Linked DNA regions of Homo sapiens: region 2 is linked to region 1. Evidence: chromatin loops called from intact Hi-C (ENCODE). Cell type or tissue: PC-3. All regions are shown on one strand. Each heading gives the region's core, and the rest is flanking DNA. Links, peaks and the distances in the headings are about the cores only.

The links. Peaks named below come from ENCODE experiments on the same cell type or tissue, not always from the same donor. Only the 100,000 strongest peaks of a DNase experiment are listed, where the experiment ranks them.
Region 2: a loop joins it to region 1, with 4 times the contacts of the local background. A loop is called at or near these places in 4 of 110 quality-filtered maps.

Annotation. Positions count from the first base shown.
Region 1 is chr15:57,866,164-57,881,961 of GRCh38, reverse strand. No RefSeq gene overlaps it. Among named protein-coding and RNA genes, the nearest start is that of POLR2M, 170 kb to the right of the region's middle. In PC-3, for the core only: no CTCF peak of the experiment used is centred there; DNase peaks (open chromatin) are centred at 3,221 and 8,011; H3K27ac peaks cover 1,304 bases.
Region 2 is chr15:57,966,438-57,982,235 of GRCh38, reverse strand. The region is part of intron 7 of ALDH1A2 (aldehyde dehydrogenase 1 family member A2); the gene reads left to right. It also overlaps the pseudogene LOC100418848. Among named protein-coding and RNA genes, the nearest start is that of ALDH1A2-AS1, 91 kb to the left of the region's middle. In PC-3, for the core only: a CTCF peak has its summit at 12,686 (motif pointing left); no DNase peak of the experiment used is centred there.

The sequences.
Region 1 (15,798 bases), core at 3,038-11,037:
GTGTGACTGCCCTGAGGACTGGGACGGCAGCCGTACTTGGTTAAGCCCATTTGTTTCCCAGAAAAGGGAAAAATAACTATTTCCCTGGGAAGTGTCAGAGAGGTCTTTGTCTCTTGTAATGGTTTCCATGCTCACCATCTTAGGTGCCTTCTTCTGCTAATCTGAATGATTGGATTTCTGAAGTAATAAGAAAAAGTGAGTTCTCATGGCCCATTCTGTGTTAGGCTCAGCCACAAAGTCACTTAAAACATATTTATGCTAACATGGACTTAAAAAAAAAAAAAGACAAACCAGTCTATTTATATAGAAGTCTAGTTAGCAAGAAGAATGAAAACACAGCTATGGCATGTCAATAAAAACACATTTTCCTAGCCAGTTAGGGCAAGGCCTCTCAGTAGAAATTCCACTTTGCTGACTCTTGATTAAAGATTTTGCTTTATAACCACACTGACTGTTTAGACGGAACCAGCTATGTAAGTTGCAGTGCGCAATGCACACTGAAAATGTGGGACTTTTTTTTCCAAATATTGTTATGATCACAAGACAGTGACAGCAAGACACCAAGCTGGGGGACTGTGTGTCTGTACAGATTGTATGCCGTCCGTGTAGCTGGCTCTGGGTTCAGGAAGCCTGTGAGAAAGTTCCTTTAAGATTGGGAAGAAGTCAAGCATGTTGATAATAATTGAGGGCCTGGCCAATGTATAAAAAGGGAAAAAAAAGTAAGAAGATTGGAAGTGAAGAGATAATGTCATTATTTGCAGCTATTATAACATAGCTGGAAAAACTCAACAGAACCAACAGAATAATACTAATAGAGCTAACATGAAAGTTCAGCAAGTTTGCCAGATACAATATCGAACCAAGAAGAACATAAAGAAGTTGAAAGGGTGGAGATGGAGCATGGACGGGTAAGGAGGACTTCTTTGGAGTAGCTGCCAACTTGCTAGTCGGAGTGGTAGTGGTAGAGGAGAGTTCTACCTCTTTGCATCCCACCAAGAGAGGGCTTCAGTGTACACCTTGGATGCTTTGTATCCCCTGGAGTTTAGGACACCCATACACTGGGTCTGCACCGGTGTGATAGATCCCTCGACAAAGGGCTGAGTGCCTGAGGCTGCAAGGCCAAGAGGGAATGGAGGCTCACTGCCCTCCGTTCTGACAGCGGGTTTTAGCCACTGAATGGTGGGAGACAGAGGTGGAAATCTGGATAGGAGTGTTTTGCTTGGGGTAATTTAAAAGGGATTCAGCTCAAGACCACTGGAACAAAGGGGTACTTTACAAAGAGAGTTCTGTGTAGAGTGGATCCTGATTTGGAGCCAGAGGAGTTACGCTGCTCATTTAAGTCTGGAGTTTTAAATGTTCTGTTAACAAGTAAGGCTGTAGAGTCAGAAAGCCAGGACTTCATCCCTAGCTCTGCCACTTGTCTGCTCTGTAAATTTGTACAAATCCCTTAACTGCTCTAAGAGTTTCTCTATGGATTTAATATTATTCTCACAATAATACCCACCTACCAGGATTATGGTGAAAAATCATGATGTAATGATAACCTACAATAACCACTGCATGTGTTTTGTAATCACAAAGCCTCTTTATTTTGGGGTCCCACTACTTCTTTAAATTTGTTCTGTGGGGCTAGTTATTTTCTGCTCTTGGATCATATTTAGGACAAGTCTCACGGGCTTTACAGTCCCTTTCAGGTAATAAAAGCAGTCTCAGCTCAATAATTCATATTCTCAGTCCAGTAAAAAAACTGAATTTCATACTTTGTCCACAGTTTCAGCTTCTGCATGTTCATTCACAGCTTGGGCCTGGAGCCGGGTGGCTGCTGCTGCAGTGGCCCAGGTGGTGACTTTGAGTTCTTGAGCTCTGCTTCTGCCTCCCCAGTCTTGTTAATTGTGGCTTCCAACCCCCCTAGGATCACAGGGTGGGAGACAGCAGGGAAAGGCAGCATGAAAGTTCTTGCTCGGCTGACACCATGGAGGACTAGAAGTGGGGCTCTTTGGTCTCAGCAGTTCTCATGGGGACAATGTGGGGATTCTTCAGAGACATCCCCTCTCTCCTGCCTCACCACTGTGAAAAAGCATCTGAAGTCTCTCCATTAAGGATAACACATGCTACAAGGTTTTTACATGTGTGTAAATAACCTTTATTAAGGCAGCTCACCTTCTACTCTGGGTTCTAAGCAGTTATTCCGTAAAAAATCATAAATAAATAAAGGCTTTTCTAGTAGCTTGAGATATCATGCATTTTCTGTTGCTTAGTCTATTAATGAGACAATTTATATTTGTAGAATTCTGATGTTAAACCAGCCTCAGAGTTTTTGGATAAGCTACATAATCATAGTGTATTTTTCAAAATTCAACATCTGATTTAGTAAGCTAAAATTCTTGCTTTGATTTTCACATTTATGTTCATAAGTGAAATATGCCTATAATTTCCTTTATCTGGTTTCGTAATCAATATTATATTAACTTCATAAAATAAGTGGTGCAGATTTTTCTTTGTGTCTGTTTTCTGGCACAAGTTATTTTTTATTCAGACCTTTAAAATTATTTTGATATATAATTATCACAATTTAGTTAATATAATTGATCTTAACTTAAACAATTTATTTAATGTAGTTTCTGTGTGTCCTCTTCAATTTCTTTTATTAGTGTTCTACTTTCCGGATACAGATATTTCACTTCTTTGGTTAAATTGATTCCTAGGTCTTTTCTGTTTTTCATAGCTATTGTAAATAAAATGCCTTTTTGATTGCTTTTTCAGATTACTTGATGTTGGTGTATACAAATGCTACTAATTTTTAATAGTGATTTTATATTCTACAACTTTTCCAAATTCATTTATCAGTTCTAGCAGTTTTTTAGTATAGTCTTTAGATTTTTCAATATACAAGATTATACAGTTTAAAACAAGGATAATTTGACTTCTTCCTTTCCAACTTGGATGCCCTTTATTTCTTTCTCTTGTCTAATTGCTCTGGGCAGGACTTCCAGCACTATGTTAAATAAGAGTGGTGAAAGTGGTCATTCTTTCCAGGTCTTAGAGGAAAGGCCTTCAATTTCTCCCCATTCAGTATGATGTTAGCTGTGGGTTTGTCACATATGACCTTTATTATTTTCAGCTACGTTTTTTCTATACCCAGTTTGATGAAGGGACACTGAATTTTACTGACTGCTTTTATAGTACTTCCTGAAATGATTCATGGTTTTTGTTCTTGGTTCTGTTAACGTGATGAATCATGTTTATTGATTTGCCTATGTTGAACCATCCTTCTGTCCCTGGGATAAATTCCACTTGACCATAGAGAGTGAACTTTTTACTGTGTTATTGAATTTGATTTGCTAGTATTTTGTTGAAGATTTTTGCATCTATGTTGATCAGTGATATTGACCTGTAGTTTTCTTTTCTTGTTGTGTCCTTGTCTGGTTTGGGTATTTTTCAGGGTAATGCTGGCCACTAATAATGAGTTTGGAAGCATTTCTTCCTCTTCAATTTTTTTTTGAAGAGTTTGAGTAGAATTGGCATTAGTTGTTTTTTAAATATTTAGTAGAAGTCAGCAGTGAAGCCACAAGGTCCCAGGCTTTTGATGGGAGAATTTTTATTATGGCTTCAATCTTGTTATTGGTTACTAGTTTGTTGAGTTTTCTTATGTCTTCATGATTCAATCTTGGTAGGTTATATGTTTTAGTAATTTATCCATTTCTTCTGAGTTTTCTAATTTGTTGGCATCTAGTTGTTCATAATAGGGTCTAATGATTCTTTGTATTGCTGTGGTCTTAGTTGTCTGTCTCCTTTTCTTGTTTCTGATTTGGGTCTTTGCTCTTTTTTCCTTAGTCTAGCCCACGTTTGTCAATGTTGTTTATTATCTTTTAAAAAAACCAACTTCTTGTTTTATTAATCTTCTGTATTATTTGTCTCGATTTTATTTATTTCTGCTCAGTTATCTTTTTCCCTCTAATTTTGAATTGGTTTATTGTTGCTTTTCTTGTTTTTTGAGGTGCATCATTAAATTCTTTATTTGAAGTCTTTCTACTTTTTTTGATATAGGCATTTATTGATACAAGCTTCCCACTGAGTACTGCTTTTGCTGTAACCCATAGATTTTGGTATATTGTATGTCCATTTCTATTTGTTTCGAGACATGTTTAAATTTCCTTCTTAATTTCTTCATTGTGCAGGAGCATGTTGTTTAATTTCCATGTGTTCGTGTGGTTTCTGAGATTCCTCGTTATTGATTTCTAGTTTTATTTCATTGTGGTCAGAAAAGATAATTGGTATGATTTCTGCTTTTTTGAATGTGTTGAGATTTGTTTTGTGGCTTAAAATGTTGCCTGTTCTGAAGAATATTCCATGTACTTATGAAAAGAATGTATATTCTGCAGCATTTGGGGGAAATGTTCTATAAATGTCAGTTTGGCCTACTAATTCTAGTATATAGTTTAACTTCAATGCTTCTCTGTCGATTTTCTGTCTGAATAATCTGTTCTTTACTGGGGGGCGGTCTTAAAGTCCCCTACTATTATCGCATTGCGGCCTCCCTCTCTCTTTAGATCTATTAATATTTTCTTCATATACTTGGGAGCTGTCGTGTTGGATGAATGGAGATATTTATAATTGTTATATCCTCTTGCTGAATTGACCTCTTTATCATTATATAATGACCGTGTCTCTTTTTATAGCCTTTGACTTGTAGTCTATTTTATCTCATATAGGTACAGCTAGTGCTTTTTTTTTGGGAGGGGGGGTTCCACTTACAAGAAATATCCTTGGCGGGGGGGTTCCACTTACAAGAAATATCCTTTTCCATACCTTTACTTTTAGACTATGTGTGTCTTTATAGGTGAAGTGGGTTTCTTGTAGGCAGAACATAGTTGGGTCTCCTTTTATTTTTATCCATTCAGCCACTCTATGCCTTTTACTTGGAGAACTGACTCAATTTCAATTCAGAGTTATTAGAAGTAAGGATTTACTACTGCCATTTTGTTGCTTGTTTTCTGGTTGCTTTCTAAGTCCTCTCCATTTCTTACTTTCTTACTGTCTTCCTTTTGTTAAGTGATTTTTTTCTCATAGTATGTTTCAATTATTTGCTTTTTATTTCTAGTCAATCTATTATAGGTTTCTGCATTGTGGTTACCATGAGGTGTATTACAAGAAACATCTTATGTATATAACAAGTTGTTTTAAAGAAATGACAGCCTTTCTTAGATCACAAAGAATAGACACAAAGAAAAATATTTTTAAAAATACATTTTAATTCTATCTTCCCCACACTTTGATTTTATGATGGCTCAGTTTACATATTTTTATATTACCGATCTCTTAACAGGTTGCTGTAATTATTATTGTCTTTGATAGATTTGTCTTTGGAGATTCATACTAAAGTTATGAATGCATTGCATAGCGCAATTACAGCATTTGAGTATTCTGGGACTGTCTGTGTACTTAGTTTTACAAGTTAATTTTATGCCTTCAAATGTCTTCCTTTGCACATCAGTACTTTTTCTTTCAGATAGAAGAACTCCCTTTAGCATTTCTTGTAAGATGGGTCTGATGGTGAATTCTCTCAGTTTTTGCTCATCTGGGAAAGAGTTTATCTCGCCATCGTATTTTAAATATAACTTTGCTGGACACAGTCTTCTTGGATAACAATTATTTTTCATCACTTTGAAAATGTCATTCTACTCCCTCCTGGCCTATATAGCTTCATTTCTTTTCTTTTTCTTTTTTTCTTTTTTGAGATGGAGTTTCACTCTTGTTGCCCAGGCTAGAGTGCAATGGTGCAGTCTCGGCTCAGTGCAACCTCCACGTCCTGGATTCAAGCAATTCTCCTGCTTCAGTCTCCAGGGTAGCTGGGATTACAGGCGCCCACCACAATTTCTGGCTAATTTTTTGTATTTTCTGTAGAGACAGGGTTTCACCATGTTTGCCAGGCTGATCTTGAGCCCCTGGCCTCAGGTGATCCACCCAGCTTGGCCTCCCAAAGTGCTGGGATTACAGGCATGAACCACCACACCCGGCCTAGTTTTTTTTGAGAAGTCTGTAGCCAGTTGAATTGGAGCATCTTTACATGTTATTTGCATGTTTTCTCTAGCTGCTTTTAGGATCCTCTCTTTGTCCTTGACCTTTGAGAGTTTGATTATTATATTCTTTGGGGTAGTCTTTTTTGGGTCAAATCTGTTTGATGTTCTCTGACCTTCCATTTAAGTCGTCCTCAAATTTTGGAAAGCCTTCTGTTATTATTTCTTGGAATCAGCTTTTTACCCCTTGCCCTTGCTCAGCTGCCTCTTGAACACCAAAAATTCTTAAGTTTGATCTTCTGTGGTAATTTTCTATATCTTGTAGGCATTCTTCATTCTTTCTCATTCTTTTTTCATTTTTCTCCTCCAACTGTGTATTTTAGAGTTGATTCTTTCCTCTACTTCATCTGTTCTGCTGCTGAGAGCCTCTAATGAAGTTTTCAGTTCTGTAAATGCATTTATCAGTTCTAGGATTTCTGTTTGTTTGTAAAGATTATTTCAATCACTTTGTTAAATTCTCTGATAAGTTTCTGAATTGCCTTTCTGTGTTATCTTGGAAATCACTCAGTTTTCTTAAAACTGTGATCTTGAATTCTTGGTCAGAGAGTTTATATATCACCATCTTGTTAGGGTCAGTCCCTGGTTACTTGCTTTGTCTATTTGGGGAGATAATCATTCCCTGTTTGCTTTTGTTTCTTGTAGATGGACATCTATGTATTTGCTTGAAAGTTATTTATTCCAGTCTTCTCTGTGTGGCTTGCTTTTTATTGAATATATTTGCTTTGTTGCTATGTTACTTTATTGCTATGTCACTATCTCCTTTTCAGCTCTAGGAGGCACCTTAAGCCCAGGTTTGCCTCAGCTCTAGTAAACAACTGAAGTGTTGCCCATCCTGAATGGAAGAGGTCCCAAAGAAGATATCTTAGCAGTGTGAGAAGGCTGGCTAGGGGTTCATGCCCAGGACACCTGTGGAATGTACCTTATACAGCATAGTGTTGTACAACCACATGGATTTGGCATCTTATTTGGCTGAGTTACAGAGCAGAGTTTCCAGGGCGAGGGATGGTAGTCCCAGCCCTTCCCTTTGTCTCTGTCTGTCCTCAGGGATATTTCCCCCTTCTGGCACTTGTGATGCTTCCTGTGGATTAGGGCAGGACAGGTCGCCTGCTCTCCTGGCAAGGAACTCAAGATGATGGGGGAACTAGTTGTCCACCCAGATCTCACTTTCTCCAGTGTAAAAAGCATGAGTTGGGGAGAAATTTTCTGCATGGTACTAGGCAGAACAGGGGGAGAGGTATCACAGATGTGAAAATTCAATTCTCTTACCATCTGGCTTGAGGTTTTTTCACTTCTGTGCAGCCCTGGAGACTGTCCCATCCTCCTATTTGAGTTCTGAGATATTGCTGGTGATAATCTTGGTACTGTGTATTTATTTTTGGTTTTCTGGGTGCAGAGGAGGGGGCTGGGAAGTGAACTAAGCTCATTTCTACACCACCATTATGGAACTCTCCAAAAAATTTATTTAAGATTACAATTAGCTGTCTCTTGAGAGTTTGGTAGAATTCACCTGTAAAACCATCTGGTCATAGTATCTCTGTGGGAAGAAAGATATTTAAATCATATTTTAATCTGTTTAATACTTAATAGTTAATTCCAGTTCTCTATATTTTTCCAGGGTTGATTTTGGCATTTTTGTATTTACTTACGTATTTATTTATTAAGTTTTCAAATATGTAAGCACATAGCTTTTCATAATACCTTTTTAAGTAATGGCTTTATTGAAATGTAATTCACATGCCATGATACTTACCCTTTTAAAGTGTACATTTTCAATTGCTATTCACAAAGGCATGCAACCATCACCATTATCTAATTTCAGAACACTTTTTATCATTCCAGAAAGAAATTCCGTGCTTATTAGTCACTCTCCATTGTCTCCTGCCCACCCCATAACCCAGCCCCTGAAAACCACTAATCTACTTTCTTTCTTTATAGATTTGCCTATTTCAGACATTTCATGTAAATGGAATCATGCAATATGTGACCTTTTGTGTGTCTTCTCTTATTTACCGTATGTTTCCAGGTTTCATCCATGTTGTGCATGTGTTACTTCATTCCTTTATGTGGTGTGTAATAGCCTATCATGTGGATATACTATATTTTGTTTATCCACTCATCAGTTGATAGGCATTTGGTTTACTTCCATTTTTTGCTATTATGAATAATACTGCTACCAACATAATTATGGGTAAACAATTGCTGAGCTTCCTGGGTGCACCCTGCTGCCTCAGCCATCACACACACACACAAACACACACACACACACACACACCTTTCCTATGATCACAGAACCAAAGGGCAAAAATGTCAGGCAGAACAGAGAACTCCTAGGTCTCTAATACAGGGCTACTGGTAATGTGTGTTCTGATTAGAGGGGAACCAGCCACTCCTGGTTTTATCAGCCTTGGGTCTTTTCGTGCAAGATTTCATTTGAATAAAGGGTTCCAGAGTGTTGAAAATTTGGGAAATCATCAATAATCCAATTCTACTATATTTGAGAAAGTTGAGATCCAGAAGAGTTAAGTCATTTCTTCAAAATCATACATATAATTTGTTCAAAGTCATACATTTAATGAGTGACAAACTCAGGACTGGAAATTATTTCTTCTTCGTCAGTCTAATGGTCTGCCCACTTCACTGAAATAAACCAAATCAAAATTAAAGACTGTCAACAAAACTCAATAGTTATTTCTGATTTGTGCCAACCAAAATTTGGGCATGTTAGAGTCTGTGGGGATTTCTCTCGCAGAAAGATAAAACATCAAAGAAGACTGGAAATATGAATACTATCAAAGTTTTAACAGTGCCAGAAGCACGTAAAACAAAACAAAAACCACCACAGTTCCTCTATCATGTAACGTTGGCCATCTTTATTCCAAAGAAAGCCTGATACATGCATTTGGTGTTGACGGCTGCATCCTGTGAGAGCTTGGAAGTCCATCTGAAGCAAATGATGATTTCTGCAGTGTTTGTTATGAGTATAGCTATTGTCTCTCTCCACATCTGTGGCTGTGCTCCTGCATCTGCTGAACTGAGGCCAGGGTCTGTGGTCTTGACTGTAAGATCCTCTTTGGGCTGCTGCGCCTGCTGCAGATTGTATTTTTATTGTGCTTTTTCATGTAGATGGCCCAGTGCCAGCCATACCCAAGGAAGTCTTGGGGAGCAGAAAGTAGGCAGGGGTGCTCTGGGAAGCCCGGAGGTGAAAGATGAGAAGTCCCCATGGGACACTGCCTCTGCAGAGGTGCTTCCTTCCCTCCCTCTGCCATACACCTTCCTTTCCCCTTTTTGCAGTTTCTCTCTTTCTCAGAGACTCTACCTTCTCCCAGCTGTTGTATTGCCCTGAAAAGGGTGCATTCATTCTACTAATGCACTCAACCTCCTCCTTTATTAAACAGGTGGGGCCTTGGGCTCTAAGCGAGCAGCTGGAGATGCAGCCTCACACCACTGGGAAGCAGGACTTGCTTCAGCTCAGTGACACCTCACTTCCTAGTTTGAGTGAACAGGGGCATTTGGGGAGGCATGTGTAAAAACATAAAATTGTGTTTGGGGCACAAATGGCACAAATCAGCAACGATTTTCTTCTGAACATAGACAGGCAGGCTTAAAGGAACTAAGAGTCTAGTTAAATAAAATATAGCTGTTCACTCAACAGACTATTATACCACTAATAAGGATTGCATTTTTGAAGAATTTTAATGATGTGGGAAAACACTTATATATAATACCGGGTGAAAAACTCAGATACAGAATTGTACAGGGACTATGACCCCCAGTGTATAAAAATATGTGTGGGTGTGTAATGTGTATAATTTTTCTCTTTGTATATATGCTAGGGGAAAAAAGCTAGAAGTAAGAAACACCAAAATATTAACAGTGAGCTTTTTTCTGAGTTATAAGTAAGACTATGCGTATTTTTTTCCTTATGCCTTTAGGTATGTTCCGCCTAATAAAGAACATTCATTTCTTACAGTCATAAAGTTACTTTAAAATGATGAAATTAGAAGCAACAGAATATTAGAGCTGAAGTGATTATAGAGATGAGTCTAATTTCCTCACATCCAAAAAGTGAAAACAGAGACCGAGCTGAGTGAATTGACCAAAGTTCATTTTGTAACTTAAGCTGGGTCCTAGAACTTCTGGCTTTTGAGTCAGTGTTTGTCCTCCAAGTTGCTGCTTGCACATCATTTTTTAAGTTATTGATAAGTGTGTTCATTGCTACTATACAAAAGTGCAGTTCATTGTTGTACATTGATTTTGTGTCCCACAAATTAGCTGAACTCACTTATTAGTTCTAGGAGTCTTTATTTCTTTAGTAGATTCATTGGAATTACCTAAAAAGGCAACCAAGTCATCTGCAAATAGGGACAATTTTATTTCTTTCCTAATGATTTGAATGCCTTTTCTTGCCTTACTGCACTGGCTAGAACTTCCAGTACCATGTTAAATAAGAATGGTGAGAGTTACCCTTTTTGCCCTGTTCTGATCTTACAGGGAAATCATTCAGACTTTCATTATTAAATATAATGTTAACTGTGGGTTCTTACAGGTGCTGTTTATTTGGTTGAGAACATTACTTCTATTCATATTTTTCTGAGAGTTTATCATGAATGAGGGTTGAATTTTCTTCAAATGCTTTCTCTGCATCAATTGACATAATCATGTACTTTTTCTTTGATAGCCTATAATTAAACTAGATCACACTGACTGATTTTCCAATATTGAGCCAGGCTTGCATCCTTAGAATAAACCCCACTTGGACATGTTATATAGCTCTCTTTATATATATTGTTCAATTCTATTTGCTAAAGTCCTAAAGGTTTCTGTGTCTATAGCCATGAGAATGGCCTGTTGTTTCATTTTTTTTTTAAACTATCTTTGTCTGGTTTTGATATCTGGACAATCCTGGATGTATAGAATGAACTGGGAAGCATTACTTCCTCTTGTTTTTTTTTTTTTTTTTTTTTTTTTTTTTTGGGAAGAGATTGTGCAGAACTGGTGTTTATTTTCCAACTATTTGGCAGAATTCCCTAGTGGAATTATTTGGACCTGGAGACTTCTTTTTGGAGAAGTTTTAAAAATTATGAACTCAATTTCCTTAATAGCTATAGAGCTATTCACATTATCTATCTACTGTTGGGTGAGTTGTGGTAGTTTGTGCTTTTCTTAAATTGGCCGATTTCATCGAATTTGACAAATTTATGTGAGTAGAGTTTTTTGTAATAGTCTCTTTTGATGTCTTTGAGGTCTATAATGATATCCCCTGTTTAATTCCTGATGTTAGTAATTTGTGTTTTCTTTAATCTTTTCTTTGCTAATTTTGTTAGAGGTTGGTCAATTTTATTGATCTCTTCAAAGAACTCATTCTTTCATTGATTTTTCTCTGTTGTTTTCCTCTTTTCAGTTTTATTGATTTCTGCTCTTTATAATTTATTTTCTTCTACTTGTTTTGGGTTTATTTTGCCCTTTTTCAGGTTGTTAAGATCAAGGTTTAGATTATTGAGACTTTTTCAAATTTATTTAGTGCTATAAATTTCTCTCTAAGCATTGCTTTAGCTATGTCCCACAAATTTAATATGTTGCATTTTTATTTTAATTTAGTTCAATGTATTTTTATTTCCCTTTAGACTTCTTCTTTGACCCATGGATTATTTAGCAGTGTGTTATTAACATCCAGGGATTTGGAGATTTTTAAATTATCTTTTTGTTACTGATTTCTACTTCAGTGTCATTGTGGTCAGAGAATATACACTGTATGATTTTTTTTCTTTTACATTTTTTGAGGTTTGTCTTATTGCCTAAGATATGATCTATCACGGTATAGGTTCAATGGGCGCTTAAAAATGTGTATTCCACTTCAATTAAGTAGAGTGTTCTATAAATGTTGATTAGCTTCTGTCAGCAATCATGTTGAGTTTTTCTATGTTCTTGCTAATTTTCTGCCTAGTTGTTCTATTAATTGCTGAGAGAGGAATGAAGTATTCAACAGTAATGGTGAATTTGACAACTTCTCCTTTCAGCTCCGTCATTTTACAGCTCTGTGTTTGGTGCATACCCACTTAAGACCAGTGTATTTTCTTGGTGAATTCTGTTTTTATTATTAAATAATGTCTCTCTCTGCTCTGATAATTTTGTTTTGAAGTCTGTCCAACATTTATATAGCCACCCGTTTCCCTTTGATTAAAGTTTGCATGATATACCTTTCTCTATCCTTTTAATTTCAATCTACCTATATTTAAAGTAAGCTTATAGATGGCCTATAGTTTGGCCTTATTTTTAATTCACTCTTGGAAGTATTATAAAAGGATATTTAGAACCACAACAGGCATTACAATTTTTGCTTCAGCTGTCAAACATAATTTAGAAAATTCAAGGAGAGTTAATATTGTATTTACTTATATTTTTACTCTTTTTGATGTTCCAGATTTATTTTTAAATTGTTTATTTTCTATTTAGAAAACTTCATTTAGCCATTCTTTTGGGGTATGTCTGATGGTGAGAAATTTTTACCATCATTTTTTAAATCTTTCATTCTCCTTTCCAACATATGCCCAGAAAGCTCCAAATCAGAAATTCTGAAGATCCCAGTCAGATCTTAATGCCATTAATTGGGCTTCCATGATTCTATACTGCTTCTGAAATTGTCAGGGAGTACCTCAGACATGCCTATATGTCCTTTAGAACTTTCTGTAATCACTTTCATTCTAGAATTCCAATTTTTGTTTTAATCAGATATATTTAATCAGAAACATCTTGTGAAAAGTTTGGATTCTAAACTAGATCTTAATATGTAAAATAGTTATTTGAATAAAGCAACTGTCTATGAAGCATTGTCTGAAAATGATCCTCCCTTTGGAATTCCTGGGTTCCTCTTGGCTCCTCCCTGGGACACCCATTAAATCCTGAGTTCATATATGCAAAGCATTTCAAAGAGGACCTGACACCTAGTAGGCACCCACACAGTTAGCAATTATTAGAGGGACAGTGTGTTATGCTGGGTGGGAATGTAAGTTTGAGTCAGACTTTCTGGGTCTGAGGGCTAACTCTTGCTTTTTAGTTCCATATAAATCCTGGTCCCACTGAGAGGTGAAGCCAGCTGGGCTACTTGGTCAGGTGGGGACTTGGAGAACTTTTCTGTCTAGCTAAAGGATTGTAAACACACCAATCAGCGCTCTGCATCTAGCTAAAGGTTTGTAAACACACCAATCAGCACTCTGTAAAAACGGACCAATCAGGACTCTGTAAAATGGACCAAACAACGCTCTGTAAAATGGACCAATCAGCAGGATTTGGGCGGGGCCAAATAAGGGAATAAAAGTTGGCCACCAGGTCCAGTTCCTGAAACCCACTCGCATAGGCTTCCACGTTGTGGAAGCTTTGTTCTTTCGCTCTTCACAATAAGTCTTGCTGCTGCTGACTCTTTGGGTGTGCTCTACCTTTAAGAGCTGTAATGCTCACTGCGAAGGTCTGTGGCTTCACTCCTGAAGTCAAGCAAGACCACAAACCCACCAGAAGGAAGGAAGTCCGGGCACACCATCTTTAAGAACTGTAACACTCACCACAGGGTCCGTGTTTTCATTCTTGAAGTCAGCGAGACCAAGAACCCACAGGAAGGAACCAATTCCAGACACACCACTAATGAGTTGTAGGAACTTGGGAGAGTCATTTAATCTCTCTGTGCCTTGGTTTTCTCCTTTACAAAACGTTACATAGTAAGAACCTAGTAAGTGTGAGGTCTCACTGTTGTACTGGCCATTCACACTTTCCCTCCCCTATCAGACCTTAGGCTCTCAGGGCAGGAGCCACAGCTTACTGCGGTATGAGCCTTCTAGCCTGCAGTGGATGCATTTCCCACAGCACACACGCCATCGTTTTTTGTGGGATAGCTGAGTGTTTCACAGAGCCAACCCGATAGCCCTCCAGAGGACCGGCCTGCAATCCCAAAACTTCATCCTGAGAGCCGCAGCTCTGAAAGCCGTGTTTGCGGGGGAGTCTGAGAGCATCTCTCAGGTGCCACAAACTCATTTTAAGGTGAAGTAACCAAACACACCAGTGTCTAGGTAAGACCCCACTTCAGGTGTGGATAAAAGGAAGATGCCTTGTTCTAGAAGAACTTGTGGTGGGAATCACCGCCCACAGTTCAGCCTTCCGCAGTCTTGAGGCGGCAGCACCACCTTTTGCCCCCTGCTGAGGCACGGAGACCACCTGCAGACATGGAGGTTGTGAAGGGGGAGAAGCCTGCAAGGTTTCCTGGGGGAATTATTCCTGGCGATGGGAGTCCCACCGTGGGGTCCCTTTTGCTTCCGTTGCAGGGTAGCAGAGAAGGGAGAGGGTAAAGAAAGGAGCTCCTCTCATTCTCCCTACAGACCCACCGCACCATGTAATCTCTCCTTCCCTTTGGAGGTGAAAACAACAAGAGCACAGGGAATATGCAGAGGACGTCACAGGATGTGCCCATCAGAGAGATGAGCTTTGGAGACTTCCAAGCAAGTGGACTTTGAATACGGTCACAGGGCCCTGGGCTGTGAACCCAGCATCTCAGAATAGGCTTTACTTACACAGTGGTCCCCCAGCGAGGCTGTTCAGGAGCTGCTTATCACCAGTGCATGAGGAGGTAAGTTCAGGAATTTAAAATGTGTATTTAGAAAATCTAATGGCAGTTTGACAAACTAACTTTATTCTTGAATCAAATAATAAAAAAAATTAGGACTTATGGTTAAACTGTTGTGCAAATTGGCTGCTAAGGTGCACAAGAGAACCTTCTGGATGATGGAAAAGCTCTGTATCTTGTTACTGTTTGAGGTTAGACAAGTATATGCATTTCTGAAGATTCTTTTTTGAATAGTACATTTAAGATCTGTGCATTTCACAGTATGTGAAGTATGCCTCAAAAAAAAAAATTCGTAAAAATATTGAAACCTGGCTGGCCACAGTGGTTCACGCATGTAATCCCAGCACTTTGGGAGGTCAAGGTGGGCGGATCACTCAAAGCCAGGGAGTTCGAGACCGTTCTGGCCAACATGGTGAAACCATGTCTCTACTAAAGTAAAAAAAAAAAAAAAAAAAAAAAAATTGAAACATCGTCCGTGATATGTATACTGAACTGTCCAGGGGTGAAGTGCACTAATGTCAGCAACTTACTTTAAGTTCATAAAAAAACAAAAAAAAACAAAAAACAAAAAAAAAACCAAACTTGGATTAATGGATAGAAACACGGATCAATAAATAATAAAGCAAATATAACAAAATGCTAATGGTAGGATCCAGGTGGTGGGTATATTGGTGTTCACTGTACAAAGCAATTATTTCGACTTTTTATATATTTTACAATGTTCACAGTAACACTGTTGGAGAAAATCAGGCCTTGTATTTTCTATGTCTTTATTGTGTCTTTCTAGTAACTTTTATTGCATTTTTAAAAAGTAATGGTCTGTAAAAGCTTAGGGGAAAAACCTGGTTCTTGGACACGGATAGTTTGCAAAACAGTCTAGAACCCAACAGAAAAGCCTGAAGCCCAAAGTCTCCACAGAGCCCCCTGGCGCCCAGGGGCCTTAGTGCAACCTTTTTGATCTAATGGCAGATGTAAAAACGCTCTGTGAAAGTCAGTGAGGTTGGGGTCCCTTTCTCCACTGGCCTCAGGAGGAAAGGAGGGACAGGACATAGGTTAATGGAGTGGATCAAGTCCTGCCGTGATCAGAGATAAAATTCCAGAGACCCTCTGACC
Region 2 (15,798 bases), core at 7,698-15,697, 96 kb before region 1:
TGTAGATTAGAGATGATTGTACCTACCTCATGGATTGTGAGGATGAAAGATGATTTGAATGTGTTCCCCAGAAAGAGTGTGTTTGTTATTTAATCTACAATGCAATAGTGTTGAGAGATGGGCACTAGTGAGGGGTGTTCAGGTGGGTACTAATCTGTTAACCCACATTAATAGATTAATGCCATTATAAAAGGGCTTGAGATTGCACATTGAATCTCGTGCTGTCTTGTCGTCTCTTGCTCTTCCATCTTTCACCATGGGATGACACCACAGGAAGTCGTTCACCACATGTGGGTCTCTCAACCTTGGACTTCCCAGCCTCTCGAACTGTAAGAAATGAATTTCCTTTCTCTATTAGGTATCCAGTCTGGGACATTATAGCTAAACTGAATGGACTAAGAAAAGCTAGTATATCTAGAGTGTTTAGCACTGGATCTAATTCTTAGTAAAGTGTCAGTAAATATTAACTGTCATTGTTTTCTATTTATTTTTAAAATGAAGTTTATGGGACAATTAATGCTTGGGGAAGTGTGGTATAATAGATGAGGCACTGGATTTGATCCACAAATCATGGATCAAATTCCAGCTTTCCTGCTGTGTGACTTTTGGCGAATTGTTTAGTCTGTTATTTCATGTCTTCTTCCATTAGTAAGGCCTATGAATCACTCCTTACAGGCTCATTTGAAGATTGAAATAATGTATTTGAAAGTTCCAAGCATATTGCTTGGCATATAGTAAGAATTCAGTAACTATTAGGTGAATCTGAAACTTCCATTTGCAAATAATATATTTGTCAATAACTACATTCTGCTCTCCTCTGGCAGCTTTACTCTCCTTTCGTTTATTTTGTAGCTTTTGTAAATATTTTACAAATATTTTTGGCTACCAGTCAGTGTTTGTGTGTGTCTGTGTGTGTGTGTGTGTGTGTGTGTGTGTGTGTGTGTGTTTGCTCTTCTATTTCACTTCTTGGAAGACTGCCTTCGTGCTTGCTTGGATAAAATGATGATGAATCCTTTTTCTTTTTTGGTAAAATAGTGTACTAGATTTAGAATACAGTGCAGGAACCCAGGAGCTGGTTTTTTGAAAAGATAAACAAGATAGACCACTAGCCAGACTAATAAAGAGAAAAAGAGAAAAGAATCAAATAGACACAATAAGAAACGATAAAGGGGTTATCACCACGGATCCCACAGAAATACAAACTACCATCAGAGAATACTGTAAGACTAAACCAGGAAGAAGTTGAATCCCTGAACAGACCAACAATAGGCTCTGAAATTGAGGCAATAATTAATAGCCTACCCACCAAAAAGAAAAGCCCAGGACCAGACGGATTCACAGCTGAATTCTATCAGAGGTACAAAGAAGAGGTGGTACCATTCCTTCTGAAACAATTCCAAACAATAGAAAAAGAGGGACTCCTCCCTAACTCATTTTATGAGGCCAGCATCATCCTGATACCAAAACCTGGCAGAGACACAACAAAAACAGAAAATTTCAGGCCAATATCCCTGATGAACAATCCAGCAGCACATCAAAAAGCTTATCCACCCCTGTCCCGTGTGGCCCCATCCCGCAGCCTGCCAGCCATGAGTTCCACGCAGTTCAACAAAGGCGTCTAGTATGGGCTGTCAGCCGAGGTCAAGAACTGGCTCCTGCCCAAATATGACCCCCAGAAGGAGGCAGAGCTTCACAGCTGGATCAAGGGACTCACCTGCATCTCCATTGAGCCTGACTTCCAGAAGAGCCTGAAGGACGGGATTATCTTATGCATACTCATGAACAAGCTGCAGCCGGCCTCATTCCCCAAGATCAACCACTCCATGCAGAAGTGGCACCAGCTGGAAAACCTCTCCAACTTCATCAAGGCTGTAGTCAGCTATGACATGAACCCCATGGACCTGTTCAAGGCCAACAACCTGTTTGAGAGTGGGAACATGAGGCACATGCAGGTGTCTCTTTTTGCCCTAGCAGGGAAGGTCAAGACTAAGAGGCCGCAGAGCGGGGTGGACATTGGCATCAAATACTCAGAGAAGCAGGAGCAGAACTTCAGTGACGCCGCCATGAAGGCTGGCCAGTGCGTCATCGGGCTGCAAATGGGCACCAACAAATGTACCAGCCAGTTGGGCATGACCGTGTATGGCGTGAAGAGGCATCTGTGTGACCCCAAGAATCACATCCTGCCCCCCCATGGACCACTCGATCATTGGCCTCCAGATGGGTACAAATAACTGTGCCAGCCAGGTGAGCATGACAGCTCCTGGGACGCGGCAGCACATCTGTGACACCAAGCTGGGAACCGACAAGTGTGGTAATTCCTCCATGTCCCTGCAGATGGGCTACACCCAGGGTACCAACCATAGTAGCCAGGTCTTTGGCCTGGGCCAGCATATATGTGACCCCAAGTACTGCCTGCCAGGCACAGTGGCTGACGGGGCTCCCTTGGGTGCTGGCAACTGCCTGGGCCCAGGAGAGGTCCCTGAATATCCCCCTTACTACCAGGAGGAGGCTGGCTACTGAGGCTCCCAGCACACTCTCTCCCCACATTATCTCCCTTTCTGGGTTTTTGGGTTTTTCTGTGTTTTCATCTTTTTTTTCTTAACCTGTTCAGTGCTGCCAATCAACCGAGGGTCTGTGAGTGGCAACGTGGAATCAGGCAGCAGGGCTTTCTTCCCCCTTGCCTTGGTCCTTCGCAGGAATGAGCCACCAGGCTGTGGAGGAGAAGGGGTCAAGGCCATATCCCAATATGTGTATGGTGAGGGTCCCTGCTGGCACGTCCAGGCTGCCAGCAGAGCTGTGCCGGGGAGAAGAGACCTGGGCTTGGAGGGAACCAGTACCCGGAGGTTTCCAGTTGCCTTGCCTCTTCCCACTTTTGTCAGCCGATCAGTTTGTGGTTTCTATACCCGCAAAAGTTTCAGGATGCATTAACAAAAGAAAAATACATTTTTTTTTCCTGAGGAATGGGGTGGGGACAGTGGAGAGGGTGCTGGGAAATGAGTCCCCTGGGAAAGGGGGCCTGTCTATGATGCTAAATATCTCAGGCTCCCAAGTGGCTGGATTTCCCTAGGACCCTCAGGCCAACAGACCTCAGACCTGCCTCAGGGCCCAGTGGGGAAAGTGAGGCCTGTACAAGGAAGTGGATGCTGAGTGGTTGGGCCTAATCCCCCCAACTCCCCACACCACCACCGTGGCCTCAGTAGGGTTTTTTTCTTAGTAGTTGTTGCCCAGTCTGGAGTGCAGTGGCATGATCTTGGCTCACTGCACCTCCACCTCCTGAGCTCAAGGGATTCTCCTGCCTCAGCCCCCCAAGTATCTGGGATTACAGACATGTGCCACCATGCTTGGCTACTTTTGTATTTTTAGTAGAGACGAGGTTTCACCATGTTAGCCAGGCTGGTCTCAAACTCCTGGCCTCAGGTAATCCACGCACCTTGGCCTCCCTAAGTGCTGAGATTACAGGCGTGAGCCACCGTGCCCGGCCCCTTAGTAGGTCTTAAGGAGCCCCAGCCCTTCTCCCCTTCTGGGCCTGACCAGCTATACTGCTCCATCTCCCCCGGCCACATGCCCCTCCAAGTACTGCACAGGGACCCCCCACCCAGGGGCCCTGCTCCATGAGATAATGTGAAATATGACTGTGGACCAAACACAATAAAACCTCTGTCTGTAAGGAAAAAAAAAATCTTATCCACCACAATCCAGTCGGCTTTATCCCTGCTATGCAAGGCTGGTTCAACATATGCAGATCAATAAATGTAATATATCACAAACGGAACCAATGACAAAAACCACATGATTATCTCAGCAGATACAGAAAAGTCCTTCAATAAAATTCAATACCCCTTCATGCTAAAAATCCAATAAACTAGGTATTGATGGACCATATCTCAATTAGAGCTATTTAAGACAAACCCACAGGCAACATCGTACTGAATGGACAAAAGCTGGAAGCATTCCCTTTGAAAACTGGCACAAGAAAAGGATGCCCTCTCTCACCACTCCTATTCAGCATAGTATTGGAAGTTCTGGTCAGGGCAATCAGGCAAAAGAAAGAAATAAAGGGTATTCAATTAGGAAGAGAGGAAGTCAAATTGTCTCTGTTTGCAGATGACATGATTGTATATTTAGAAAACCCCATAGTCTCAGCCCAAAATCTCCTTAAGCTGATAAGCAACTTGAGTAAAGTCTCAGGATACACAATCAATTGCAAAAATCACAAGTATTCCTATACACCAATAATAGACAAACAACCAAGTCATGAGTGAACTCCCATTCACAATGACTATAAAGAGAATAAAATACTCAGGAATAAAACTTAGAAGAGATTGGAAGGACCTCTTCAAGGAGAACTATAAACCACTCCTCAAGGAAATGAGAGGACACAATAAATGGAAAAACATTCCATACTCATGGTATCACAAAAATGGCCATACTGCCCAAAGTAATTTATAAATTCAATGCTATCCCGATCAAGCTACCATTGACTTTCTTCATAGAATTAGAAAAAACGACTTTAAATTTCATATGGAATCAAAAAAGACCCTGTATAGCCAAGACAGTCCTAAGCAAAAAGAACAAAGCTGGAGGCATCATGCTACCCAACTTCAAACTTTACTACAAGGTTACAGTAACAAAAACAGCATGGTACTGGTACAAACACAGATATACATAGACCAATGGAACAGAACAGAGGCCTCAGAAATAACACCATACATCTACAACCATCTGATCTTTGACAAACCTAACAAAATCCAAGCAATTGGGAAAACTGGCTAGCCATATCCAGAAAACAGTAACTGGACCCCTTACTTACACCTTATACAAAAATTAACTAAAGATGGATTAAAGACTTAAACGTAAGAACTAAAACCATAAAAATCCTAGACAAAAACCTAGGCAATACCATTCAGGACATAGGCATGGGCAAGGACTTCATGACTAGAACACCAAAGGCAATGGCCAAAATTGACAAACGGGATCTAATTAAACTAAACCGCTTGTGCACAGCAAAAGAAACTATCATCAGAGTGAACAGGCAACCTACAGAGTGGGACAAAGTTTTTGCAATCTACTCATCTGACAAAGGGCTAATATCCAGACTCTACAAGGAACTTAAACAAGTTTACAAGAAAAAAAAAAAAACATCGAAAAGTGGGCAAAGGATATGAACACACACTTCGCAAAAGAAGACGTGGCCGTTAAACATGAAAAAAAGCTCATCATTACTGGTCACTAGAGAAATGCAAATCAAAACCACAGTGAGATACCATCTCACACCAGTTAGAATGGCGATCATTAAAAAGTCAGGAAACAACAGATGCTGGAGAGGATTTGGAGAAATAGGAATGCTTTTACACTGTTGATGGGAGTATAAATTAGTTCAACCATTGTGGAAGATGGTGGCAATTCCTCAAGGATCTAGAACTAGAAATACCATTTGACCCAACAATCGCATTACTGGGTATATACCCAAAGGATTATAAGTCATTCTTCCATAAAGACACATGCACTTGTATGTTTATTGCAGCACTATTCACAATAGCAAGGACTTGGAACCAACCCAGATGCCCATCGATGATAGACTGGATAAAGAAAATGTGGCACATATACACCATGGAATACCATGCAGCCATAAAAAAGGATGAGTTCATGTCCTTTACAGGGACCTGGATGAAGCTGGAAACCATCATTCTCAGCAAACTAACACAAACAGAAAACCAAACACCATATGTTCTCATTCATAAGTGAGAGTTGAACAATGAGGATGCATGGACACAGGGAGGGGAACATCACACACCGGGGCCTGTCGGGCTAGGGGAGGGATAACATTAGGAGAAATAGCTAATGTAGATGATGGGTTGATGGGTGCAGCAAACCACCATGGCACATGTAAAAAACCTCCACTTTCTGCACATGTATCCCAGAATTCAAAGTATAATTTTAAAAAATACAGTGCTGGAAGAAGATGCCTGGTACCTATTAAGGAACTCACTCATGATTTCTTGCTGTGGCCTAGAGTGGTGGCCACTCCTTCAAACTGAGTTTGCCAGAATGGAATTCTGGTGTAGGGAGAAATTTCTTTGCAGAAAAATGTTACGTAGTTTCCTTTGTTTTTCAGTAGTTGTGCAAAGACCAACTACTGCCAGTAGTCTGCAAAGGACAACAAAGAGATATATGGCATAATTTCTGTAATGAAGTAATATTTTTGTTTAATGTACCTTTATTAACAGCTTTATTGTAGTATAATTGATATACAATAGATTTCACTTATTTAAAGTGTACAATTTGATAAGTCTTGGCCATGTGTATCCATCTACCTGTGAAACCATCAGTAGAGTTCACAATGAATATGTCCCTCACCCTCACATGTTTCCTAGTGCCCCTTTGTAATCTCTCTGTCTTATCTCTCTCTCCACCCCCACCCCCACATTCCCAGGCTTTCTGGCACTATAGATTATCTGCATTTTCTAGAATTTTATATAAATGGCAACATATAGTATATACTCTTTTGTCTAGCTGTTTTTACTCAGCACAGTTATTTTGAGATCTGTCTATGTCGTGCATATCAATTCGTTCTTTTTTATTGCCAAGTAGTAGTCCATTTATGGGTATATAGTTTAACTATTCTGAATTCAAAAAATCTGAAATCTGGAATGCCCCCAAAACTTGAAACATTTTGAGCACCAACATCATGCTCAAAGGAAAGGCTCATTGGAGCATTTTGGATTTTGGATTTCCAGATCGGGGTGCTCAACTGGTAAGTATAATGCAAATATTCCAAAATCTGAAAAAATATCCCAAATCCAAAACACTTCTGGTTCTACACATTTTGATAAGGGATGTTCAACCTGTATCAGGTTTAATAGCCATTCAGCCAATGATGAACATTTGGATTTATCCATTTGTTGTATGTTTGTTTATCCATTCAGCCACTGATGAACATTTGGATTGTTTTCAGTTTGGGACTAATAAAAGCTTCTATGAACATTCATGTACAAATATTTGTATGGACATGTATGTCCTTTTCTCTTAGGTAAATACCTAGGAATGGAATGGCTGGATTGTGTGGTAGGGCAGGAAACTGCCAAACTGTTTTCCAAATCGGTTATACCATCTTACATTCCTACCAGCAATGTTTAAGACTTTGAACTCCTTTACATCCCCACCAACATTTGATGTGGTTAGTCTTTTACATTTTAGCCATTCAAATAGGTATATAGCATTGTCTCAATGTGGTTTTAATTTCCAATTCTCTACCATTGAGTGTCTTTTCATTTGTGTATTTGCCACAGCATATCTTCTCTGGTGAAGTATCTTTAAATCTTTGCACACTTTGGAGACAAGCGTTGTTTGTTTTCCTCATTGTTGAATTATGAAAATTGTTAGTATATTCTGGATAAAAGTCCTTTGTGCTTTGCAAATAATTTCTCCCAGTGTCTCTTAAAGTTTTTAATTTTGATGTCCAGTTTATTAACATTTTCTTTTATAGATCAGGCTTTTGGTATGGTATCTAAGAAATCTTTGCCTAACATAAGATCACAAAGACTTTCTCATATGCTTTTTTTCTAGAAATTTTATAGTTTTGTGTTTTACATTTAGGCCTATGATCTACTTCAACTTTTGTGTATGTTGAGAGGTAAGGATCCAAGTGCTAGATAGATGGATAATGACAATAGTTCCTGCACCATTTCTTGAAAAGACTACCCTGCCTCCACTGAATTGCCTTTGTGATGCTTGCTTTTTTCAAGCATAAATTTTCCATATTTATATGGGTCTATTTCTTTCTTTTTTTTTTTTTTTTTTTTTGAGATGGAGTCTCGCTCTGTCACCCAGGCTGGAGTGCAGTGGCGCGATCTTGGCTCACTGCAAGCTCTGCCTCCCGGGTTTATGCCATTCTCCTGCCTCAGCCTCCCAAGTAGCTGGAACTACAGGCGCCCGCCACCTTGCCCAGCTAATGTTTTGTATTTTTAGTAGAGATGGGGTTTCACCATGTTAGCCAGGATGGTCTTGATCTCCTGACCACGTGATCCACCAGCCTTGGCCTCCCAAAGTTACAGGCATGAGCCACTGCGCCCGGCCCTATATGGGTCTATTTCTGTACTCTCTGTTCTGTTTCAGTAATCTGTGTGACTGTTGCATCGCAAGTATCACATTATTTTGACTATTATAGCTTTATAACAACAGGAATTTTTTTATCTTCACAAATAAAACATTAACAACTACCTATGCAATCTTCCAATACTGAGATATTCAATAGGGAACTGAGAGAGAGAGAGAGAAGGGAGAATTTGGGAAAGAGAATAGGGTGGAAGGTGGGTCTTTGAATTGTTTTGCTTTTAGGAATAGTTAAAATATTAAGTAGCCTATTACAGTGTGAATAGAGCAAGTTTTCAGCTAAACTTTCTAACAGAATCTACATTTGATTCTTCTCTCTCTGTAGAGAGGCTTACATTCATTTGGAGGGGAACTAATCCCGTGACTTCTAGGTTATCTCTTAGTTTCTTCTCTGGAATGACATTATTGGCAGACACTAAAGGACTTAAGGGAGAGCGGCATTTGTCTAGAATATAAAAGCCAATTTGTAATTTCCATATTAGTAGTGGTGGATGGAGAATTTTCACAGGCAAATCAAACGATCACATAATCCCCAAACCCCTTTTCAGCTGTAGTTATTTACTTCTTTATCCATTTATTCTAACTTTGCAGGCTACCTGAGAAGTTGTATAGATTCTTCCAGAGTGAACATGTCACTTAAATATGGATTAGAACATGGCTTCTGCTGTGATTACCTTAGGGAGATGGGACCTATTGGTACATTACAAAGTGTCTGGAACAGTTAACAAGAAGAAGCTTATTTGAGGTGGCTGCTTTCCATTTTACTAAAGCAAAAGGCCTTTAGAAAGCCAACAACTTTACTCAGATTAAAGATGGGATTAATTTCTCCTTATGCAGCTAAATACATAAGCAGTGCATGTAAATATTTAATAAATATAAAAGAGCTCTTATAAACACAAGTCAATAAACAACTTCAATAAAGTACAGGAAAACAATATGCATTTTGCTTGGTATAGTGTTTTCTTTACTCAGGTTAACAAACAATGATCTCATCATTAGCAGCAAGATAGTGGAGAGACCATCAAAGCAAACTACAGCAGAGTCCAGATTGATTCGTGCCAAACAAATGTTTGTAGCTAACAGCTGTATTATCACTCATTCTAATTTACGCAGCTGGGGTTCTTTTATTTCCTAAGTGAGATAAATGTCATGTTGCATGATACAAGCACCATCTCTACTGCTTGAGTCATGAATCAGGTCAGCTCTCTCCTAGTTAGCTTCACCCCTCATTTTAGGTTAGGGGAGGTGGCTTGCTACAGTTTTAGCTATAAACAGCTAATAGGCCTTTTTCTAAGGTTGTGTGAGTCCATTCGTGAATCATTCAGTATTTTATTTAAAAATACCAGTTTGAATGTCATGAAAATATTGAAAAAACCAGTTTCATGTGGAAAAACCTTTGGTTGTGTAGGTTTTAAACTATTAGCATAAAACTTCTCTTTTTAAAAAATTCTTAAAACTTGAAGACTGAAGAATAAGTATGGTATAGTCTCTGCCTGCTGGATGAGATTCCATGATTTATTCTCTAACTATGCTAAGTCAAAGATTCTGCAGTTAGCTTTCTCCCCAAAACTCAGGCTGAGTTTGAGCAGGTCCTAAGGTGTTGATCCCTTTAGCTCACCTAGTTAATGGGACATAGAGTACTTTTGGCTTGACTACTCCATGCTTTTTCCTATCAAAGCAGACCAAGACAATCAAAACCTTGATTTTTAAAGCTTACCTGAAATAGAGTCTTATGTAACAAAAGGATGGCTAAGTGTACAAGGCAGTTGAACATGTTAGTGGTAGATGATGCATTTAACTGTCAAAATGCTACTCACAGCAAAGGGGAACCAATTCCCAGGAGAAGGTCTGGAGAAGAGGAGGGAGAAGAGCCTGAGGCTTGGTGTGCACATTCTGAGACCAGTCCTGGCTCTGCCACTCAGTGGGTGCCTGTTTGCAAGTCATTTCTTGACCTCTGTGAGTCTTGTCTTGTCTTTTTTTCCAATTATAAAATAGAATAATAATTCCTGCCTCCCAGTTTTGTCATGAAGATTAAATAAAATAATGTTTGTGAAAACAAGTAGACAGAATAGGTGCTCAATCAACAATAACATTAGCTGGACACGATGGCTCACGCCCATAATTCTAGCACTTTGGGAGATCAAGACCAGAAGATCGTGTGAGCCCAGGAGTTCAAAACCAGCCTGGGCAAGATGGCAAGCCCCAGTCTTTGCAAAAAAAAATAAAAAATAAATTAGCCAGGCTTGGTAGTGTGCACCTGTAGCCCCAGTTATTCAAGGGGCTGAATGGCGGGATTGCTTGGGCCAAGGAGTTGAAGGATGCAGTGAGCCGTGATCACACCACTGCTCTCAAGCAATTTTCGTATTCTGGCTTATTGACTTAACAAATTATTGAAAGTTTGTCTGGGCCCTGGTGGCTCAGGCCTGTCATCCCAGTGCTTTCAAGGCCTAGGCAGGAGGACCCCTTGAGGCCAAGAGTTTGAGACCACCTGGTCAACATAGTGAGACCCTGTCTGTACCAATTTTTTTTTTTAATTAGCCAGGCATGATGGCAAGTGCCTGTAGTCCCAGCTACTCAGGCTGAGTTGGGAGGATTGCTTGAACTCAGAATTTCAAGGATGCAGTGAGCCATAATCATACTACTACAGTTCAACCTTGGCAAGAGAGTGAGACCCTGTCTTAAAATCTGTGTACATATGCATATTTTTTTAAAAGTCAGTCATTGTAGTCGGGGAGACAGCTATTAAACAAGCACAATGTGAGAGTTACGTACATAGCACTGTGAGATCAGAGAAGGAACACCAAACCCTGTAGGGAGGGTAGGGAAGGAAAGCTACCTTCTCAGAGGAGGTGAAAGAGTTATCTCTGTAAAAATGAGTTTATCAAGTAAGCAAGGGGTGAAAAGGCACTGCAGGTAGATGGAGCAGCTTATGCAAAGACACACAGGCATGTTCCAGAAAGGGCAAGTGGTTTTGTGTGCCTAGAGTCGTGGGTGAGTGGTGGTGGGAATGGTGGGACAGAAGGCTGGAAACATAGTGGTTATACTGGCCTTCATAATCTGAATTTCACAGATAAAGGTTTAAACTGCTGTTACCACTTAAAGGAACTGCTTAGATGCCTTGGTCCTGTTTGTTTCTGGTGCAAATCTGGACAGATTAATTTGGCCTGTTATTTCTGGGTACTTCAGAAAGACAAACACCCAATCCCCATATTTTTGGCATTTCTATTCCCAACACAGTTGGAACCAGGAAGCATAACAATGAAAATTAAGAAAGGAGAAGAGGGAAGAAGCAGAGAGTAAATCTGTTTGGGATTTATGAAAAGATATTACAAGACACAGGCATCTTTAACTAGTTTACTGGGATCTCTAGTAGAGATTTTTCCATTTTTAAAAAGGTGTTATATCGCTGAGAAAAATCTACCTTGATATGTGTAATAAAATAGCTCTGAGTAGGAACTCACCTGAGTAATTAATAAAAAAAAATTTTACCCAACTTTAGAAACTGTGTTCAGGGAGCAACTGCCCTGAATAAAGAGGGCATGAAAAGCCTTTTGTGTTCCTTTTTGTCCTGTATAACAAATTATTTTTCTTGCAAAGCCCCAAATTGCTTTCCCCTACATTGCCGCATTGCTGTGAACATGATTCCAGTACACTGTGGCTCTTCCAGGGATACTCCTGATATCAATCTTGAGGCCTATTCAAACGAGGATGGGAGTCAGAGTTGAACTGTGCCAGCATTCCTGCTGAGAATTAGCCCAGTTTCATTATGTGTGGAGGAGCCCCCAGTTCACTGCCCTTGCATGTTTGGGGTACACAGAGCTGAGAGGCTCTGCAGGGAGTGCAAAGTTAAGGAACTGCATGATAGGAACACTATCACTTACTCTTTCATAAGGAGCTCTGGGCAGGGAAACTAAAAAAAGATGAGGTTTTTCCATCATTCAGTGCAGCTGTGGTGTTCTACTTGTAACAAGCTACTTCTGCTTCATAAGGCAAGAAAAACACAAGAATTGTGAACAGACTCTCAGAATGAGCAGGGTCCCCAGGAGTCCTGTCTGTCTTTTTTAACTCCTTCAATTAACTGGAGTACTAAGGGAGAGATTTGTTGCTTGGCCTGTGCCTTCATTCTACAGATGCAGAAGCTGAGACCCAGGAGGAGAAGTGGCTTTCCCAAATTGAAGATTCATTAGAAGCCAGAGTTTGTAGTACCAGGTCTTCTGACTCCTGTGGGCCAAACTGTCGTCCATAAGCCTAAATATGGTTATAATTAGCCAGGTTGTCAGCAATGGGGCAGGAGGTATCACACGAGTACGTTGTAAAATCTTTTCTGCTTGGAAGAAAAGGTGATGGCGAACTAAAAATTTGATCTCTGTGCCTTTATCCTATTTAATCTATATTACATCATATACAGGATTTAATTTCTCAAACTGTATGTTTACCTGTTTTATCTTACAAATTACCAATTTCATCAGAATAGGACTTGGTATCATCAAGTACAGCTCTATTAACTTGACTTTTAACCACTTGGAAAACGTGTGCACCCTTGCAGCCTCCTTTATCTTGCCGTGCACTCCCACCTTCTGGTCATGTCAGGAGGGACAGTATCCCTGAGGAACCACACTTAAACTTTTCCATTTTAGAAAGATTGGTCAATCCTAGGCCTTTGTTGTATGCGTAATTCGTTCATTCTTATACTTTCTAATCCCACAGGCTTTGACTTCGGAAACCTGTGGGTTATAACAAAGTACTGAGGAACTGTAATTTAATCTGTTCAGATCTAATATTAAATGAGACCCAGATTTTTTTTTCTAGTGGACTGCAAAGCCACATTTATTGAACATCTACTAGGTTTACATGGGAGTCCTTTTAGCTGTGAATTCCTTATTGGTAAGGGACTATGCCCAACAGTGTACCTGGCACATAGTAGGAGAACTATGAATATGTGTTGAATGAAGGACATTGGTGAAAACCAGGGCTGTTTAGGAGTGTCCTGTCCTGAGGCCACTCCAGATGGAAGTGGTTCTCCCATAGCCTAACACATCCCGTTCTTTCTTGAACTATAACTCGACTTTCTTCCAAAGATGAAGGGGAAAGGTATCATTCATCTGAGATTTGCCTTGTGGTGTTTACCGAGTTAGTGGGTGCAGCGCACAAATTTGTTTTCTAAGGAAAGGCTGGTAAAGCATTGATGCAAGGAAAATTATTCTTAGGTATTCTTCTCTGATGATCATAGACTGAAACTTTTACTTTTGTATAGTTACCATAGCCATGAAAATAATCACTGGCCGACATTTCTAGTGGCAAAAAAATATCAACCTCTAGAATGGTCTGATGAATATCAGGGAGTAGGGCTAACAGAAATGTAATGCCAGCTGGGCCAGCAGTGTCTGCCAACCCCAAATATTTACTCAGCATCTTACTATGTGTAAAACTCATGATTTTTCCTGGCTTTTGCTTGTTTCTTGAATATAATCCTGAAGGCAGAATCTAAGTTTTGTAACTGATGATTTATGAACATTATTTTTGTCTAGAAGAGGTGATATTCCTACCTACTTTGAAATCAGCTTGGAGTGCAGGGATAAGATTTTGATGGTATGTGGCACACATTAGTGCTCAGTAAATGTAGAAAAGAGAACAGAAAAATGACAGAATGCTGGGAGGAAGGAAGGGAGAAGGAGAGGGAGTAATCCCAGGCCTGGGCTCTGGCATCAGCCTGCAGATAGTCCAACAGGTTCTGTCATGAACCAGCTGGGGAGCCTGGTGACATTCACTAACTTCTAACTCATTTAGCTCATCTCTAAAATGAGATAAAACCTACTGTGTAGGGTTTTTTGAGAGGCTTAAATGACATAATGCTTGTAAGTATCTAACATAGACTACTCAATAAATACTGGTTTAATTTAATGAATAATATGTTTGTGAATTCCAGTAATTGTCTTGTTGAGAAAGCAGTTACCTGTTTATCTTCCTTGACTTTAAAATGAGTCCACATCAGTTAATTTGGATTCCCCCAGAGTGGAGCGAGCAAGCACAATGACATTCTCAGAAGAGCAGACAGTCACAGATGACAGCATCCTCAGGGAACACCCCTCCCTGAGTGCTGGCAGTAAGTCAGAGGATTGCTGTTTCCCCAGTTGCCCTTCGGTGTGAGTTCCCCCTTACCAGTCATAATTTTCAGCATTCCCAGAAGAGAGGGCCAGATTCTCCTTCCCTTTGTGTTTGCCTGTTTTCTTCTCAGAGGACCATGTCTGTGTGAGAACAGGGCCTTTACTGAGACCAGGTCTTCCTGAGGCCTTTGCGTGGAAGTGGAAGAGACACAAAATGGCAAGGGCGGGGGAAGGGCAGTCTGGCAGGTTGGCCACAGCTCACCCATCAAACTTCAGGGCCAGGTGTTAGCATTTTCCAACACCTTGGTAAGTCATGTTTTCAGCAAATCAAGAAACTCTAGTTCTGCATCTTTGAGAGACATCACTTTTTCCCCCTAAGGTTAGCTTTTCTCAGGATGGGGATACATTTTCAAAATCTTTTTTAGGAGGAGGCAGAGTTACAGTTAATGAGTGATATTGGAGACTGAGGGGAAGTTGGAGTTTCCCCGGTGTTTTTCTGAAGGAGTTAACAGCACAGGCAGTTTGGGAGATCTACGGGAGACCTGCTTTGGAAGGTCCAGCTGTCTCCTTTACATCACCCCCATTTCTGTCCATTGAACGTGGAAGAAAAGGGAGGCCCCAGCTTCTCACACTTGCTCATGGTTAGCATGTCTGCACACTTACTGTGTGCCAGGCTGGGTTCTAAGTGTCATATATGGTACACCACTTAATCCTCAAAATATAATTCTGAAGTACATAGTATTTTTATCCCCCCCTACAGAGGAGGATCCAAGGCTCAGATAGTAAATAAATTTCCTAGGCTCAAACAGTTACGAAGTGACAGAACTGGTTAAAAAAAAAAAAAAAAAATCCAGGCAGTCTGGCTCCAGAGCCTTTTCTCCTAGCTGGGGTTCTCCGCTGCCTGCGAAGTCGTTAGTCCCACTGGAGGATCTCAACAAGGGACTGCAGGAGTTGAAAGTGAATGTAGCGTTTCTCTTCCCCCGCTTTTAAAATATTTAATTTTCAGGAAAATTTCAGGAACAAATAACATTTTTTCATCTCAACAAGACCAAATTGCCTCTATGGACTATATGGCGGCTCTGCTCTGCATTTTCCATAAAGTGATATGTGCTCTCCAGTGGAGTCGCATCCTGTTGTAGGTTAGGTTCCCAGGGAGCATTCACGGAGTTGGAGTTTAGCTTGCAGGATTTTACTAGGGATCCCTGCTGAAGGGGAGTGGCCCTGGGGAAGTGGAACTGCAACACAGGCCTGACACAGCCTCTGCCAGTCACTTGGGTCATCATGGAGTATATACCGTCCCTCAGAGCCCAGTCCTGTGCTGGGCTGAAAGGGTAGGACCTTTATACAAACCCTGCCACCACCAGTGGGTGGATATGGGCCACTTGGAAGAGGGCTTCTCCTTGGGCAAGGGAGCTCTTTTCAGCTGAGGTGGACCCTGAAGGAGGTGACAGCTGCAGGCTGTCTCCCAACAGCATTCCCCATCACTGAGGTAGAGTTCTGCCTTGAGCAGGGGCTCTAAGTGGTGGATCTTTGCTTCCATTATGACACTTTCATTTTCATTGCCAATGTGAGTCTACTCATT